Regions from separate parts of the Homo sapiens genome. Here region 1 is linked to region 2. A link is a loop called in an ENCODE intact Hi-C map of the cell type or tissue named here. Cell type or tissue: OCI-LY7. All regions are shown on one strand. Links, peaks and the distances in the headings refer to the core of each region. The heading gives the core; the rest is flanking DNA. Region 1 has its middle 61 kb from the start of CPAP. Region 2 holds the start of ATP12A (ATPase H+/K+ transporting non-gastric alpha2 subunit).

The links. A loop is a pair of places that touch in the nucleus more often than their neighbours do. Peaks named below come from ENCODE experiments on the same cell type or tissue, not always from the same donor. Only the 100,000 strongest peaks of a DNase experiment are listed, where the experiment ranks them.
Region 1: a loop joins it to region 2, with 2.7 times the contacts of the local background. A loop is called at or near these places in 19 of 110 quality-filtered maps.

Annotation. Positions count from the first base shown.
Region 1 is chr13:24,979,637-24,988,372 of GRCh38, reverse strand. No RefSeq gene overlaps it. Among named protein-coding and RNA genes, the nearest start is that of CPAP, 61 kb to the right of the region's middle. In OCI-LY7, for the core only: a CTCF peak has its summit at 3,048; no DNase peak of the experiment used is centred there.
Region 2 is chr13:24,679,562-24,689,265 of GRCh38, reverse strand. It overlaps ATP12A (ATPase H+/K+ transporting non-gastric alpha2 subunit), which reads right to left and starts at 8,858. Exons shown (of 23, transcript NM_001676.7): 1 at 8,514-8,858; 2 at 7,546-7,704; 3 at 3,893-3,952; 4 at 744-947; 5 at 1-4. The coding sequence starts at 8,522. RefSeq lists silencers at 5,121-5,210, 8,501-8,810 and enhancers at 5,626-6,125, 6,126-6,627, 6,727-7,307. In OCI-LY7, for the core only: CTCF peaks have their summits at 5,029, 5,237 (motif pointing left) and 8,834; DNase peaks (open chromatin) are centred at 4,735 and 5,175; H3K4me3 peaks cover 1,512 bases; H3K27ac peaks cover 961 bases.

The DNA.
Region 1 (8,736 bases), core at 1-8,000, 300 kb before region 2:
AACCAGAAAATAAGATGTAGTAAATCTCAAAAGGTTGACATTTCGGGGAGCACGTTTTCTGACCACAGTGAAATTAAACTAGAAATCGACATCTTGAAAATCTCCAAAAAGCTATAGTGGGCATTATTGGGCAATTGATGAGCTTTGATTATGGGCTGAGGATTAAGGTAATAATATTGTATCAGTGTTAAGTCTCCGGATTTTGATAATTACACTGTGGTCATGTACAAGATGGTCTTTGTTTTTGAGCATTCAGAGGTAAAATAGCACAGTCTGTAGGGGGAGGGACAGGGAGAGAGAAGGGAGGAGGAGGAAGAGAGAGGAGTGAAAAAGCAAATGGCATAAAATGTTAAACAATGGTTGAATCTGGATAAACAGTATATAGTACAATATAGGTACTGTATTTGCAACTTCTGTGAAATTTTAAAATTATATCAAAATCTACCCTTTAAAAAAAAAGAAAAAAAGAAAACCTAACTTGCATCCTATTTTGCTTCTATTTACTTCTGGAATTGTCGGTATAGGAGATAAGAGGCAAGACGTTCCATAGCGCCCCACCCTGACACCCAGCTGGGAGGGGCTGTGAATGGTACCGTGGGGATCATGGCCAAACAGCAGACAGGAGACAGGTGCTTTGTCACCTAGCGCAGAGGGCAGACCAGGTCCCCACAGCTCCAGCCCCCTCCTGAGCACCATCTCACCATTACTGGGTTATTAAGTGTACGGCAGCAAGGTCCTTGTGCTAAACTGCAAAGCACATCACAGAGCCCAGAGGCAAGGATTAGTGTCTGCTAGACAAATAACCAGCTGCGATTATCATCTTGTTCAAAGTTTAGAAACATCTAGATAGGAAAGGTGAGAGAGCAATTGTCTCTGAATAATGAGTTTTTGTATGGTGGCAGAAGTTGGGGGCGTTCAGAGGAGGTTGAAGAGGGGAGGGAAAGTTGCCACCCACGAAGAACCCTTTAGAGAGCAATATTGACTTCATGATCTGCCCCTGTCTTAGCATTTCCTGCACATCCCCCATGCACCACACTCCTCAGACAGGTTCTCTTCTGTCTTTGAAGCAGGCATTAACTCTGTGCACGCTGGTGGTCCTGAAGTGCCTCTCTGCCATCTTCCTGTGTTTGGGAGAATTCCCCCTCCTGTGTCTCAGTGGGAGGCAGGGACTGACTCCCACAGCAGAAGATAAAAATGCCAGGGACTTGCTTCCTTAGCCTTCCTTGCAGTGTAAGGTGGGATGTGAGGCAGCCAATCAGAGGCATTTGCCCAGAGTCCCAGGGACCCCCAAGGACCTCTCTCGGGCAGCTGGCACAGTGACAGGCCATGGAGACCCTGGGTCAGCCGTGCAGGTGTAGCGCCCAGCAACTAGGACCCTCAGCGACTGCAGCAGCAGCATCCCCGAGGACCGGTCACGGGCATGGTTCCCACACACCCAGCCACTCTGCGACTTGCCAGACATCACGTGTACAATCCAGTGGCATTAAATACTTTTCCAATGTTGTGCAGTCATCACCACTATCTAGTTCTAGAACTTCATCACCCAAATGGAAACCCCGTACCCAAGAAGCAGCCGCTTTCACTCCCCCCTTCCCCACACGGTCCCTTGCAACCACTAGTGCATTCTGTCTCCATGGATTTGCTTTTTCTGGATGTTTGATATGAATGGAATCATACATTATGTGGTCTGATTTTCTCTTTGAATGTTTTCAAGGCATGTTGTAGCGTGTATCAGAGCTTCAGTCCTTTCTACGGCCAAACAATATCCCATTGCTTGGATATATTATATTTTGTTTACCCATTCATTTGTTGACGGACAGTGGGTTGTGTCCAGGTTTTGGCGATTGTGAATAGAGCTGCTATGAATATTCATGTACTAGTTTTTGTTTGGAGATCTACTTTCCATTCTTTCAAGTATAGACCTAGGAATGGAATTGCTGGGTCATGTAGTGATTCTATGTTTAACTTGAGGAGGAGCTGCCAAGCTATTTTTCCCAGTATCCTTTTAATACATTATTTTCTCCTTCATATAAACAGAGTTTATTTCTGTTGTTTGCAACTAGGAACCCTGACTGATATCTTATTCTCACCTTACTGATGGGAAACCTGAGGCTCAGGATGACTGAGTGGTTTGTCCAAAGCTCCTGGCTGGATCCAGGCTACAAATCCCTTACCAGTTTGCTGCTGAGACTCTAGGACAGTGAGATTCCCTTTGCATCTTAACTCCTGCATAAATAATACGGTGTGGTGGTTCCCAACAGGGGTCCCTGGAGGCCAAGGGCGCCATGAATTATTAACCAGGGTCTGGGAGCTATTTTGAATATTTCACTAAGTGTAATGGAAAACCTCCACTTTCACACAATGAAGCTGTTCAGGCTATCTAAAATGCCAAGTTTCTTTGCTTTTGGCAGAAATTAAATCAACTCATGGTGATAATAAGGGTTATTGCCTGCTGATCAGAGACTCTGGCTGGCAGTTATGTATATCTTTGATTAATTTTAAAAACGGGAAAATGAATATGTTATTACTTGATAAATGCAGTGTTTGGTGAATGAAACTCTTCTTCTTTTTTTTTTTTTTTTTTTTTTTGAGATAGAGTCTCGCTCTGTCGCCCAGGCTGGAGTGCAGTGGCGCAATCTCGGCTCACTGCAAACTCCGCCTCCCAGGTTCACGCCATTCTCCTGCCTCAGCCTCCCGAGTAGCTGGGACTACAGGCGCCCACCACCACGCCTGGCTAATTTTTTTGTATTTTTAGTAGAGATGGGGTTTCACTGTTTAGCCAGGATGGTCTCGATCTCCTGACCTTGTGATCTGCCCGCCTCGGCCTCCCAAAGTGCTGGGATTACAAGTGTGAGCCACCGTGCCCGGCCATCTTTTAAAACATGGGGTCCACAGGGAGATAAATCAGACATGAGTATCTTGGTGATAAGAAAGTCATCAAAGCCTTGAGAACATGTCCTTGTCTGTCTCCTGGGGCTCTGGGTCTGAGAGTCTTGATTCTGCCGCTGACAGCTCAAATCTTGTGCAAGTGACCATGGGTGTCCCCTTCTCTGCCACAGAGGGGCAGACTTACCATTGCTAAGCTTCCTTGCGGCTGTGGTGTCTTGTAATTCTAACCCACCTATGAAGGGAGGCAGCGATGAAGAGGGGAGATAATTCATTTTTTCTAGATGGCTGTGGGGCGGTTTCCCAGGGAAGCCAGAAGCTGAGCTGCCCGCAGGACACAGCAGTGACCAGAGATGGGAGGTCCTGCACACACCCCAGACTCTCTCTCCAGATCCCTTCTCCTGCTGTATCTTCTGGCTTGCAGACGGCCACTTTCCTTCACCCCTGACCTCTGCCCTCACCCATGTCCCACCAGGCCATTGCCAGGCCCTTTCTGTCTCTGGAGTTCTGTCCTCTGGATCAACATCTCTCTGTCCCCAGGCTGTCTCCCACAAGGTCCCCAGCCGGCCTCTGAGCCTCAGGCTGGGCTCCTGAGCATTCACCATATGCTTCCCTGGCCGGCATCACAGAACCCCGATATCTTTGTTTTGTCTTTGCTAACAGTGGTGTGGTCACATCACACCTTACTTGGTGTAAGGTAAGCTAGTAAGGTAAGGTGTCATGAAGCAGCTGTGACACCTGCCCTCCCAGCACACCTCTCACCATCCTTCCTAAAGCCTGTACCAGCAGCAGGGAGCCACATACGGCCTCCCAGATGGCTAGGCTGTTCCCGACCTCCAAGCCTTTGGGTCATCCCTAATTGCTTTCTTGACATTTAGCTTGAAAGAGTGACAAAGTGACATTTTAACTCCTGGTGATACATATTGGTCCTGACGACAAATACAGTCAGCCCCAGTGGGCTTCTGTGTGATTTTGAACCCACCCCTCCACCTCTCTGGGTGCTGAATACGCTCATCACCTAAAAGAACATTTACCGTCTACCTAACCATGAGCTATGGACATAATTAACGTTTGTAAAGAGCCTAATAACGTTCAAAGGAATGGTGCCCAGCAGTGAGTAAACAGCTCCATGAAGTGCCAGCTCTGGAGGGCAGTCTTGCATGTCATGAATACCAATGTCTTTGACTGATGAACCCACAAACAGGCATTCATCAGTCAAAGACAATGGTCTGTGAACTCTTGCAGTTCATGCCTTGTGTGGGCATCAGACCTGAGATTTACTGTTTAATGGGTCTATTTAATATCTATCCAGAGATAGCGTCAGATCCCACAGGGGGAGGGCTCAGTCTCCAAGGGTGCCCCTCAGCCCTCAGACACCAGTCACAGGGCCAGGCCTCCAGAGCTTCTGACCCATTGGCTTCAAGTTGGGATTCCTACAACTCCCACTTTGTGTTTGATTAATTTGCTGGAGCGACTCACAGAACTCAGGGAAACATGTTTACCAGTTTATTTTAAAGAATGTCGCAAAGGATGCAGATAAAGAGATGCACAGGACGAGGTATGGGGGAAGGTGCCGGGAGCTTCAGTGCCCTCCCTGGGTGCGCCACCCTCCAGGAACCTCCATGGGTTCAGGTATCTGGAAGCTCTCAGAGCCTGTCCTCGTGGGTTTTTATGGAGGCTCCAATGCAAGGGCATGCTTGACAACCATGCGGAAATGTGACTGGACAGAAAGCGGATGACCTAAACCCAGCAAGGCCGGCCTGCTCAGACTTTTCTTGGCCTCTCTAAGCAGCATTCCTTCTCCTAGGGTATGGGGACCTTCTGTGGAATGAGGGTTTTTTGATCCACAAATAGATTAGCATCCCACTGTGGGCAGGTGAAAGAAAAACAGAAGTTCAGAGAGAGAGATTCTGTTTCCTGAGTCCTAAAGCACCCCAGCATTCTAACAAGCAATGTAGGCATTGGGAGCCAGGAGCCTGGACAAAATCCAATACGCATATCCTAACACCACAGGCCTTCTGCAATGCGACATTTTTCCAGACACTTCCCAGACCTCACAATCCCTTCCGTCTTCCTTTCATTGTTGACTTCTTGGGCCTGATGCTACCAGTTTTTGCACACACTGTGCCATTTAATTCTTACATCAGCCCAGTGTCCCAACCTGCAGGTGTGGCTCAGGGAGCTTAGCAGGTGCTCGGGACACTGTATTTGAACTTGAACTTCCCGACTCCAAAGTCCAAACTCTTCACTACTTTGCTAGTCTTCTTGTGTTCGTCTTGAAAATGTGCTCGAGGCAACCCTATTAAACAGCGTTTCTCAGGTCTGTTGCCCACACATGGCACAAACTGCCAGAGCTCACAGGCCCTCTCCTGGCCTGGAGTGAGTCCCCAGCAAACCCTAGATAGAGCCTGCTGGGGGTGCAGGCATGGAAAAGGCCAGGCAGCGGGGTGCTCTGTCCCAGGATGGAACAGCACAGCCGAACCACGTTAGAGCCAGTCAGCCCCAAGGCATGAGGCAGGGAGGCTGGGCTTGTTTAACTTTCTCTCTTCCAAGGTTCTGTGGTGCCTGTCTGTAGGGGACAGAGAAGCTCTGTGAGCTCATTGTCCGTGTCCTATTAAAAGATCCTGCAGACGGTGCTGCCTGGGCATGGGGGTGATTAAGGCACAGTGACAGCAGGTTGGCCTGCTGCCCTGGCCAGGGAGCGGTGCTTTGCCAGGCATTGTTTCCTTCATCAAACGGGGCGAACAGGTGGCTGGGCCCAAAGTGCTTCCCTCTGACAGGGGTGCGGCTTCACTCCCATCATCTAGGTCTGAATTAATCCCAGAGCAGCCTTCTCCAGGTGGGCTGGGCAGGAGACAGGTGCATGGGCGGAGGGAGCAGGGGAGGGAAGGAGTGAGAGGAAGGATAAGAGGAAGGAAGGGAAAGAGGCAAAGAGGAAGTGCCCTTGCACTGCCCAAGGCCAGTGCTTTGCAGGGTGGGGAAATGAGAGAGGAAGTCATTGAAGATGTTACTCTTATCCAGGCTTCCCTTGGGACCATCAGGATTTCCTTTGCCTGGGTCCCGATGACCTGTGACTGGCTAAGGGGGAACTGCGAAATCCCTCGCAGAACCACGTGCAGCTGCCTCATCAGAGCAGGGAATGTGGACCTGCTGGGCACAGGCAGCCAACGGTGGCCACTTCCTTGCTCCTCCTCCTCCCCACTGAGTAGCAAATTCTTGGGGAATCCAGAAGACATTTTTACCTGCGAGTGCCAAGTGCCTGGGAGCATTTGAGATCTGCTCTTCCTCTCGTCCCAGCTGTCACTGCCCTTCTGTCCTCCAGTGCCGAGGTCATGGGCTGGCAGAGCATGTGGTCTGGACCCTCTGCACATGGACAGGCCCTCCTCAGCTGACTTAGCCTGAATTGGGAGGCAGCAGGCTGGGACACCCCTCTGAGTCTCGGCCATGGATTATGGGACAGCTCACAGGCTCTCAGCTCAGCTGTCCGACAGTGTGCCTCTCCAGGGGTTGCCGAAACACTCGGGGGCATCCAGGTCACATGAAGGCTGAGCATCTCCTGGGGACACTAAACTTGAAGGCCCCCCCTCAGCCTAAACACACCGTGAGCCCCCAGTTTACTAGCTATGGTCACTGTCACAGGTAGGCACAGGGGGAGTCATCTGGGAGGGGGGCATGGTCCCTCTGTCTTGGGCACTGTATTAGATTCCTAGAGCTGAGCAACAAGAACAAAACTCAATCTAAAAAAATAAAAATAATAAAGTAAAAACCAACATCTCCACAGTCCCCCCAGTCCCCGGTAACCACCATTCTACTCTCTGCTTCTATGAATTTGACTTTTTTAGATTCCACAAATAAGTGAGTCATGCAGTATTTGTCTTTCTATGCCTGGCTTATTTCACTTAGCATAATGTTCTCCAGGTTCATCCATATTATCACGTGACAGGATATCCTCTAAGGCTGAATTGTATGCCTTTATTTATAGATAGCACATATTCTTTATCCATTCATCCACTGATGACATTTAGATTGACTCCATAGCTTGGGTATTATGAATAATGCTGCAGTGAACACGGGAGTGCAGTTTTCATTTCCTTTGGATATATACCCAGAAGTGGACTCTCCAAATCATATGATAGTTCTATTTTTGGTTTTTTGAGGAATCTCAGTGCTGTTTTCCACAATAACTACTAATTTACATTCACACCAACAGTGTACAAGGGGGATCCCTTTTCTCTTCATCCTCACCAACTCTTCTTTTGTCTTTTTGTTAATGACTATCCTAACAGGTGTGAGGATATCTCTTTGTGGTTTTTATTTGCTTTTCCCTGATGATTAATGATGTTTAGCATTTTCTCATATACTTCTTGGCCATTTGTGTGTCTTCCGTTGGGAAATATCTTTTCAGGTTCTTGGCCCATTTTCTAGAGAAGTAACTTGTTCTCTTGCTATTGTGTTGTCTGGGTTCCTTTTTTAAAAAAAAAACTGTTAGCCTATTATCGAATGTATGCTTCGTAGATATTTTCTCCCATTCTGTAGGTTGTCTCTTTACTCCATAAATGTTTCCTTTGCTGTGCAAAAGCATTTTAGTTTGATACAGTATCATTTGTCTACTTTTTCTTTTGTTGCCTATGCTTTTCAGTCATATCCAAAAATATCTTGGCCTAGACCAATGTCAAGAAGATTTTCACCTGTGTTTTCTTCTAGCAGTTTTCCAATTTCAGGTTTCACAGTTAAGCATTTACTTTGAGTTGATTTTTGTATATTGGGTGAGATAGGTTGCAATTTCATTCTTCTGAAAGTGGATATTCAGTTTCCCCAGTATCGTTTATTGAAGAGACTGTCCTTTCCCCATCTTGGATTCTTGGCACCTTTGTCGAACATCAGCTGACTATAAATGCATGGATTTTTTCAGGGCTTTCTATTCTGTTCCATTGGTCTATATGTCTGTTTTTGTTCCGGTAAAATTTAAGGTTGTTCTTAAACTTTGTGAGAACCTTTTAGAGTAAGGGAGCCAACAGAGATGCTATTTCAAAAATTATACTGGAATTTTTATAGTGTAATGATACGAAGAAGTTGACATTGGTGGGGTTAAAATGGGGAAAAAAAGTCATTTGTAAATCCACCCAATTTAAGTTCAATTAGGTTTTCTCTCATTCAGGTTTAGGCTTTAAATAATCATCTTAGCATATTTCACAAATTTTGACAAACATAAATAATTACATTTTTAGTGGGCTCTAAATCAATTTTTATATCAAATTCCAGGAAAACGTAACACTGTAAACTGACTTATATAATTCAGTAAAATCAAGTTTTAGTCTTATTGACTAGTTTCAAGCCCGTTAGTTAATATACAGGTTCTGTGTTTAGCTGTATATTAGTTAATATACAGGTTCTGTGTTTAGCTGTATATTAGTTAATATACAGGTTCTGTGTTTAGCTCTACAGGTTGGAATATTGTGTATAAACTGGCAATTTACAATACCATAGTTAAGAATATAGAGGTTGAATCATTTGAAATTGCCAGCTTTTAACCATCTTTTGCTTTAAAAACAGCCATTTCACATTGCCCAACCTAAAATGTTATTATTAAAGAGTTAGCATCAGTTTTCTATTAACTAAGGCTAATTCCTTGCTTGAAGGAAAACATTCATTTCAAATTTGACTTTTTTCTTTTTTGCTGAGAGGGGGTTTACATTATTCTGTGTTCACATAGTATTTTGTTGATTTTGTTAAAGGTTGTTTAGAGGGCCAATATTCAGCTGGTATGTACCAAAGCAGCCTTTTTTTTATGTGTTCATTCATATTAGTCTTGCTCTCTTCTGGTTGGTTGCTGCCTGCAGGTTACCAGTA
Region 2 (9,704 bases), core at 989-8,988:
ACACCTGGGTGAGAAGGAGGGCGTCAGTCAGAGAAACCAGCAGTGGGAAGCAGCCGGGCCCTGGGGCTAGAGCTCTCCACGGGAGGATGCAATGCTGGCAGTTACGCCCTGGTATAATTTACAGGCCATGGAATTCGCCCATGTTAAGTGCGCAACTTATTGATTTTTTTTTTTAAGTTTACAGAGCCATGACACCACCCTCCACCGCAGCCTCAGAGCATCTCCATCCTGCCTGGAGATCCCTCCGGCCCCTCTGCCGTCACTCCCTGCTCCTGTCCCATGCCCTGGCATCACCGATCTGGTTCCTGCTTCCAAGGATGTGCCTGTTCTGCACATTTCATGTCAATCCAATCCTATGACATGTAGCTTGTTGCCTCTGGCTTCTGTCTCTTGGCATCACGTTGGCCAATTCAGTTTTGTGGATTTGGTACTCATGTCTCGGCAGGCACAGCTGCTCTCCGTGTTAAAGGAAGAGGTTAGCTTGGGGGAGACAGAACCCCAAACTACTTCACATGGATGCAGATTTTCTCCCCCTTAAAAATTCAAGGTGTTTTGTGTATCCCTCTTCATGCCCACACTGCCTCTAGAAGATCAGAAAGCCAGATAGAATTTCTGTTTTACAGCTGGGAAAATGCCTGACTTTCCCACACCTAGGCAGTGGCATTCAGCCCCCAGCTGTGCCCCCAAGGCCTCACTGGATGGCTCTGCCAGCAAAACCAGGAGGGGACACCCCAGAGCCTTACGTTGTTCAGGGATGCAGACTTGTCGCTGGAGTACTGAATCCCATATGCAATCCAACAGAGAAAGGCGCCCACCCACAGGAGGATAGAGAACCCCCCCACCATCTGCTTGAGGAACTTGACGATCTCAGGCGTCTGCTTGGGAGGGGTGAGGGAGTTGGGCCCATCCCGGGCCAGGAGCTCGGCAGCTCTGGTGCTGGAGAGACCCTGGGAAAGCCAAACAAAGCACATGCACAACCAAAACAAATACGAATTAGACATTCCTCCTCCCTCAGGGGTTGGGCTGCATATTTTTGCAGCTTGGGGTGAGGCATTAACGTGGCCAAAGAAGGTCCCGAGAAAAGCAGACCGTGCCTCACTTCTCCAGCTGCCCAGCTTTTTTGAAAGACTATGTAATGCTTAATACCAGCCAGGCACTGTGCTCTGTATATTCACTCATTTAGTCTTTAAAATAACCCTTGAGGCAGGGGCCATTATTCCTCCCTCTCGTCATTCGCAGAGGTGGAATTTGAGGCACAGAGAAATTACGTAACCTGTCGAAGGGACCTGGCCTGTCAATGGTAGCGACCAGGTTCAACGTGGTGACTGGGTCCAGAGCCACTGCACTCTGCTCTGCTAAGGGGTTTTAGTTTCTTAGAGGTTTATCCGGTGAGAGGACTAATTTGATGAAGGAGGACTTGGAATGAAGAAGCTGCTCACCAGGGCTAAGGGCAATGCAGTAACTCCCCAGGAAATAGGGAAGCTTCTGGAATCCTGCACAGAGAGCATGTGGCTTTAGTTTCCATCCTTACGCCTGCTCCTTTTCCACCTTTCTACACATCCAGCCTAAGTTCTCATTCATCTTGACAGGCATAAATCCTACCCAAGCCCTGAGCCCATGTGAGCAGCCCCTGCCCTGGGGGGCCTGCCATCCGTGAGGCACCCTCACCTTTGAAACCCTACATGTTCACAGGAATTTCCCCCACAGACGATCTTTGGTGGACAAGTCTGTAGATACCTCTTCTCCCTAATTATGTTGTAAGCTACTTAAAGGGCAGGACTCTGTCTTGGTCTTTTTTTTTTGAGACAGAGTCTCGCTCTGTTGCCCAAGCTGGAGTGCACTGGTGCGATCTCGTCTCACTGCAACCTCCTCCTCCTGGGTTCAAGCGATTCTCCTGCCTCAGCCTCCCAAATAGCTGGGATTACAGGCAGCGGCCACCACACTTGGCTAATTTTTAAAATATTTTTAGTAGAGACAGGGTTTCACCACGTTGGCCAGGCTGGTTTCGAACTCCTGACCTCAAGTGATCTGCCCACCTTGGCCTCCCAAAGTGCTATGATTACAGACCTAAGCCACCATGACAGGCCAGTCTTGGTCATTTTTGTGTTCTCTCCCGGGTCTCATGCTTTTTCTGTGGTAGTGATTCAAATATCTGTTGAATGGCTAGATTCAGGCTCACCACCTCGATCCCATCTCCCTCCACTCCAATTCCTTTTCCAGAACCCCAGACTCATCTTTCTGAATAACTGTGGAACATTTCCTCAGGGGTGTTCCGGAGAGACTTCTCCTGGTATAACTCACAATAAGTTCATCATCGCCTCCACCCTCCTGCCTTCCCTGCTCTCACCTCCCTGCCCCCACCCCAGCCCATCACCCGACCGGCTCTCCTCCTCCTGCTGCTGTGACATGACTAGCGAGATGAGGGGCTCAATAAAAATCCCCGCAAGTCCTGCTGGTTGTGTCTCTCTGCAATTTCTTTCTTTCTTTCCTTCCTTCCTTCCTTCTTTCTTTCTTTCCTTCTTTTCTTTCGACAGAGTCTCGCTCTGTCGCCCAGGCTGGAGGGCAGTGGCGCGATCTCCGCTCACTGCAAGCTCCGCCTCCCAGGTTCACGCCATTCTCCTGCCTCAGCCTCCCGAGTAGCTGGGACTACAGGCGCCCGCCACCGTGCCCGACTAATTTTTGTATTTTTAGTAGAGACGGGGTTTCACCGTGTTAGCCAGGATGGTCTCGATCTCCTGACCTCGTGATCCGCCCGTCTTGGCCTCCTAAAGTGCTGGGATTACAGGCGTGAGCCACCACGCCCGGCCCTTTTTTTTTTTTTTTTTGAGATGGAGTTTTGCTCTTGTTGCCCAGGCTGGAGTGCAATGGCATGATCTTGGCTCACCGCAACCTCTGCCTCCTGGGTTTCAGAGATTCTCCTGCCTCAGCCTCCTGAGTAGCTGAGATTACAGGCATGTGCCACCACGCCCTGCCAATTGTTTGTATTTTTAGTAGAAACGGGGTTTCACTATGTTGGTCAGGCTGGTCTCAAACTCCCGACCTCAGGTGATCTGCCCACCTCAGTCTCCCAAAGTGCTGGGATTACAGGCCTGAGCCACCACGTCTGGCCCCTGTAATGTCTTTCGACATTATTTCAGATCCTCATTTCACAGTCCTGGGCTGTTGTTCCATTCTTCTAGACCCTTCCATTTCTCACTTTAAAAAAAGAATCTTCTATGAGAACTGCCTTTTGAAAACCAATGAAAGCACCTCCATGTGTGGAAACCATGTCCCTTCTGCCTCTAAGACAGCTCCTACTCATTAGTTTAATGTGAATACTTTGACAGCTTCACCCAGATGACCTTCCTGGCTTCATTCCTGCTGCACCTGTCCCCTCTCCACACATACTAGCTTCCGGCAAGCCCAGATTCTCTCCAAGCAGGCTCTGTGCTTACTGGCCCTGGGGTCCCCCACCAGCTTAAATCCGAAGCATTTTGAGTCCCAGCGCAAACATGGCAGCAGCCCGAGAGCTGGCTCTGGCCCCTTCCATCAGAATCCACCTTTGTCCCAGCATAGCGTTTCTACTTCTTGTAGCCATCCCAGGGGGATAGAGTGAATCTCAGGACACTTCCATACACATTTGCCTCCCCTACCCGGCCACTTTCTCCTTGAGGCCAGGGGTCATCTGTCCCTCTTGGTCCCTCTCACTGCCAGGCCAGTGTGAGCCCCACAGTAGGTTTTTCTGTTGACTTGAACTGTGTCCAGATGCAAATAACTGCAGTCTCAAAGGCGCTGCAGGGGCCCCTCCTCCTAAAGGTGCCGCTACTCTTCCACACAGCCCCCCGCCACACACAGCCTTCCCTCTGTAGAGTTGGGAGGCTTCTCTTCCAAATCCCTGGTTCCCACGACTCACCATAATGATGTCTGTGCCATATTTCTCTTCCAATTCCCTATTGCTGAGTTTGTGGTCATCCTGAAGTCCATGAAAGGAAGAACAGAGTGAATTAGATAATTCCAAAAGACTCAAGCCCCAAGCTTTGACCAGCCATGGAAGCTGGGAGTAGCAGCCCTGAGGATGGGAGGGGATCGAGGAGTGTGGGGGACAGGAGAGAAAGAACCCCTGTGCCAGGCAGCTGCCCAGCGAAGGATGGCACTGCCTCAGGAGTGACTGTCCCTGAGTCGGCACAATCCTGCACTTGCTGTTACTACCCAGAAGCTGCCTGCAGCTTTTCTGAACAAAGCCATGCACCTCGCTTCAATCTGAACTCCAGGGCATACAGGTTCTGGCACCCTCATCTTCCAGGTGCCAGTGAGCTGGAGGCTTCCCTCAGGCCTGAACCCTGGGATTGGCTGGGGCTGATGGCAAAACCACACTAGAACCGCTTCCTGGGCTGGCACAACTCCTCCTCCTTCGCTGTGTGGGCTCTGGCAGGGAAAAGCAGCTTCCCTCACTCAAGCTGTGACGCTCAGGGAGCTCACTGGGCAGAGAAACCCTGCAGGGAAAAGTTCTGCTGAATAAACCCACAGCATTGTGGCTGCCACTTGTGAATTCTGCTACAGAATCATTAGACTACAGCAGGGTTTCTCACCCGTGGCCCTGCTGCCATTCTGGGAGAATAATTCTTTGTTGTGGGCTCCACCCACTAACATCCTCCCCTCAGTTGTGGTAACCAAAAATGTTTCCATTTTTCCCCTGGGAGAGGGGTGGGGGAATCCTCTTCTCCTCTCCCTTTGAGAACCACTGGGCTAAAGGACAAGAAGTCTCTTCCTGTAGCAGAAAACCTAGGGTAAGTCTTCCTCACTCCCCCTAGAAAGTCCAGCACTCAGGATTTTTTAAACCCTGATTGTCTGAAACAAAGATTGATACTGTTGACTGGTGCTCACATCATCTCTTTTCTTAAGTATATGCAAAAAATAGTTCCATGTTGCAGTAAGAGACTAGGCCTTCCAATAAAGCAGAATTCATTATTATCATTATTATCTTGCTTCTAGCCCTCTTCTCAGCCAGATTCTGTTTTGCTCCTTCATCCCTTCTACTAATACTGATTGAGTGTGATATTGCTGGGGATTCAGAAGATTAAGGCTGTGTTCTGCACAGAGCACAGCACAACCCACTAAGTTTTGGGCAGATACAAGTAGTGGATGATCCGAGCCATTGTTTGCATGCATGGGACCTCAGACTTCCTGGGCTGGGGGATGAGAGCATGGGGGAGGGGTGGGACGAGGTGGTGGTGGTTATCTGGGGTGCCCTCTGCTGGCCAGCACTGGACTAGCACAGGGCAGCACCCCACCCACCCCTCGGGTCACTGCCTGGCCCTTTCATTCAAAGGCCGGGATACTTCAGTTGTCATTAGGCACTAATTTGCCAAGAAAGGTTGGGAGGCAAAAGCATTCAATATGCTGCTGAAAATTACAGGACCCTTGTAATGTCAAGGGAAAAACAGATATGTCTTCAATCTTAAATGCTAGAGATAATGGGAAATAATAAGAACGATCTATCGTCTGGTGCTGTGCTGTCTTTTCCCTGTTTTATCTCATTTAATCTTCCTAGTAACCCTTAAGAGGTAGAAAAAAAAATCTTATGTTTTTCAAAATAGGAAACTGAACTTCAGTTACACTGGGATTTGAATTGAGGTCAGTCCAGTTTCAGGGAAGCGTTCTTAAATGTCTCTCATGATAGATACGGACAAATGCCCAGTGGTATACTGTTAAATGTTTAACAAACTCTCCAGGAACGATCAATACAAAGCTCGGATTTGTAGAGTTTGCTGATTTCTCACTAGAACCAAGTTTGAAGCTGCTAACAGGATGTCAGTCAGCCTGCCAAGTTTCTGAATACTTAACAAATGGCTCTCTAGCACAAAAGAGACTCCCCTCAGGAGTCACAGAGCTTTAAGATCTGCCAAGGACGGTGGGGACAATCCAGCCCATCTCAAGCTCCGTGTAGAAGTTTCCCCTTCGGTGTTCCCAAGATAAAATCTGTCACATTTCAGACCCAAGGCAGTTTTATTATTAAAGTGGCCAGTTTGGGCTGGACACAGTGGCTCACGCCTGTAATCCCAGCACTTTGGGAAGCTGAGGCGGGTGGATCATCTGAGGTCAGGAGTTCGAGAGCAGCCTGGCCAACATGGGGAAACCCCGTCTCTACTAAAAACAACAAAAATTAGCTGGGTGTGATGGCGGGCGCCTGTAATCCCAGTGACTCGGGAGGCCGAGGCAAGAGAATCGCTTGAACCCAGGAGGTGGAGGTTGCAGTGAGCCTAGATAGCGCCATTGCACTCCAGCCTGGGCAACAAGAGCGAAACTCTGTCTCAAAAAAAAAAAAAAGGCTAGTTTTAATAACTCCAGAGCTCTTCCTTAATAATAATAATATTGTACTCCCCTAAAGCACGTGAATTACAAAATCCTCATCTCATTTTTTCCCCTCATAGACCCCAGCAAATTATTTATTTCCCATTTTACATAAAGGAAATGGACCTTCAGTGAGGGTCAGTCATTTGTTGCCAGTTTCAGCTCAGTGGAGAAGTGGGACTCTGATGGGGCCCGAGGTCCTCCCAATCCAAGCTCCACATTTTTACCACTGAAACTGCTTTTCCATGAGGTTTCACACCTGCAATCTAGCATGGCCTAGGGGCTTTGGTTTTCCTCCTCAGAAGTTCCAGCTCAAATAGTTTTACTAATCAATTGAAAACTGGCAAGTGGTTACTTAACTCTCACTGAAGCAGCTGCGGGGAGAGAGGTCTGGCCATGCCTGTGGGGCCTGGAATCAGAGGCTCTTCCTTCTGAGTTCTACAGGGACTGCCTCCAACCAGAATGCAGGAATCCTGCAGAGGCCCTGACCTCTGGGTGGATACTATCACACCATTCAAAACACACACACACACATACACACACCACACACCACACACACACCACACACCACACATATACACCACACACTACACACACACCACACGCTACACACACACCACACATACCATGCACATACACACACCACACATACACACCACACACTACACACACACCACACGCTACACACACACCACACATACCATGCACATACACACACCACACACACCACACACATATATACCACACACATACACACACCACACACATACACACACCACACACACACCACACACATATACACACCACACACACACACCACACACACATCACACACACATCACACACACCACACATACACACACCATACACACACACCATACACACACACCACACACATACACACACCACACACTACACACACCATATACACACACCACACACCATACACACACACCACACACCATACACCACACACCACACATACACACACACACCACACACTACACAGACACACCACACATACACACACACCACACATACACCACACACACACACCACACAGACACACCACGCAGACACCACACACCACACACAATCTCAAGGGGATTTCAAATCCCTCAGACTGAATGTCTGTGGTAAGAGGTGGGTTCTAGGGGCAAGCTCTTGCGGGGAAGGGCCATAGCCGGCAGGACCCCGTGGCTTAAGGCTACTGACCAGATGGAGTTCTTTCTGAAACTCCTCTTTGTGATTTTTCTTTTTGAGTTCCAGGCAGTTGTTCTTCAGACCCCTATACTTCTCCTTGCCATCCCCCTTGTCTGTTTTCACGATGTCCTTAGTTCCGCTGAGCTCCACGGAGTAAATTTCTGGGGTTTTCTGAAAGAGAAGCCCAGGTGCAATATTGGCCCCAAATGGGGTTTCCGAAGAGGTGCTGAGCGCCCCTCTGCGGGGTCAGGACCTGCAGGAGTCAGGAGCCCCTTCTCCCTTTCCTTCCCTCCTCTGGGGAGGCCGGAGGGAGTCGGACAGTGGAGTCTCTCCCCCACCTCCCGCCGACCTTGGCTTCCTCTCCGTCCGTGTAGAGGGGAGGCGGGGTGGGCACAGGCCAGCCAGCAGCTCCTCAGGGTGACCCTTCTCTGGGTGGAGCAGGTGGGAAGTTACCCCCCCAACTCCTGACTGATGCCTCCAAGGAGCTGTGAGGTTTCCTTAGAACCTCGAGGTTCCTTAGGCACCTCGAGGTTTCCTCTGAGGTGTCCTTCCCAGGGGACACAACAGCTGTGCGTCCTGTTTCTTGGGGAGGAGGCACCCACTAAGCTTACGACCCTCAGTCCTGATCAGGGGGCCCTAACCGGAAGTCTTTTCAGACCGCAACGAATCCATGTCACCCCATCCTCCGAGTCGGAGCCCGCAGGTGCCATGGAGCTGGCCTAGGACCCCTTGGCCCCTTCTCGCTCCTCTGGACTGGCTTCTTTCCCCAGCCAGCCCCGGCGGCCGCACGGAGCCGTGGCGGGGAGTCAGAGAAGCGGTGCCCAGGCCGGGGGGCGCTCAGAGGAAAGGCGGCCTCCCCTTGCCCCGGGACGGGGCGTTTCTCCTCTTCGCCTTTTCCTCGCTTCCCGTCAGCCTGCTCCGGTCCCCGGGGCCTTGGCCCAGCGTCTCGCATCCTCGGCCGGCGCGGGGGCTGCACGCACCTGGTGCATGCTGGGCTGGTGGCGCCGCGGGCTGCGGGCGTGGAGCGCGGATCCGGGACCGCAGCGGCGGAGCGCACGGTGGGGGGCCTCGTGTGGCTGTGGCAGTGGCAGTGGCTGAGGTGTTGGCGGTGGAGATACCGGCGGCGGCGCGGGCCCTGCACGCACCTCCGCGGCCGATCGCCAGCCGCTGCACCGGGGAGGTGGCACCAGCCTTAAATGCCGCCCGCCCCGCCCACGTCCCCGCCAGGGCGCAGGCCAGCGGACGCCTCGGAGGGTAGGAAACCCGCCGGCGCGCGCGCAGGGAGGGGGACCGACAGCTAGGGGTCGGGAGAGTCCAGGATTGAGGACCCCCTGGGAATCCCCTTCCCTTTAGTAGCCGAACGCCAGGGGGCGGGGTCTCTAGGGGGCGGGTCCGGCATCCAGGTGAGTACAGCCCTGGTTCCGCTGGGCGCCCAGAGCCGGACCAGCTGCTCCGGCGAGCTCCCGGCACGCCCACGTCCTGTCCAGGCTTCCCTGAAAACCCACACATGCCTTTTTTTAAAAATGTAATTTGCCTACCAATAAATCAATTTATAAAAATGTGTATGCAGAGAAGGGGAAATTGCAGTTTCTAACAGCAACTACTGTTGGAGATGTCCCGGCTAGAAAAGGCCAATGTGTTTTTGAGAATGGATTTAGATAGGTAAATTCAAGCTTCCGAGAGAATTTGGGAATAACTGAGAGACTCTGAAGAGTAGCTGAATTAATTTGCCGGATCCAGATAAGAATTTGGAATTCTGAAACAATTTGGAGAGGGAATGGGGAGGAGAGATGAGAGGATTAGGGTCGGTGAGACCACAGGAACCTGGGGCCCCAGGCTGCGGGTGCGCAGGAGCGGAGGCTGTTGGCTGGACTGGGCTGGAGAGGTCTGTCTCCACCTATTTATGTCACTCCCAGCTGAGACTCTATACATGAAGGAGAAAAGAATTTCTGACCCTGAAAGTTGATGTGCATACTAAAGCAGTGGTTGTTTTATACTGCTAAGTTTGGGTTGGTTTGTTATGCAGCAATAGATAACTGGGACATGCTCCATGCTCTTAGTGCCCAGCATGAGTTTTTGCACAGGATAGAAAAGGTATTTTCCCCCTGACACTTGAAACATAATTACTCCAGATGAGAAAGATAGCCTGAAAACAATATATCAGAGAGATA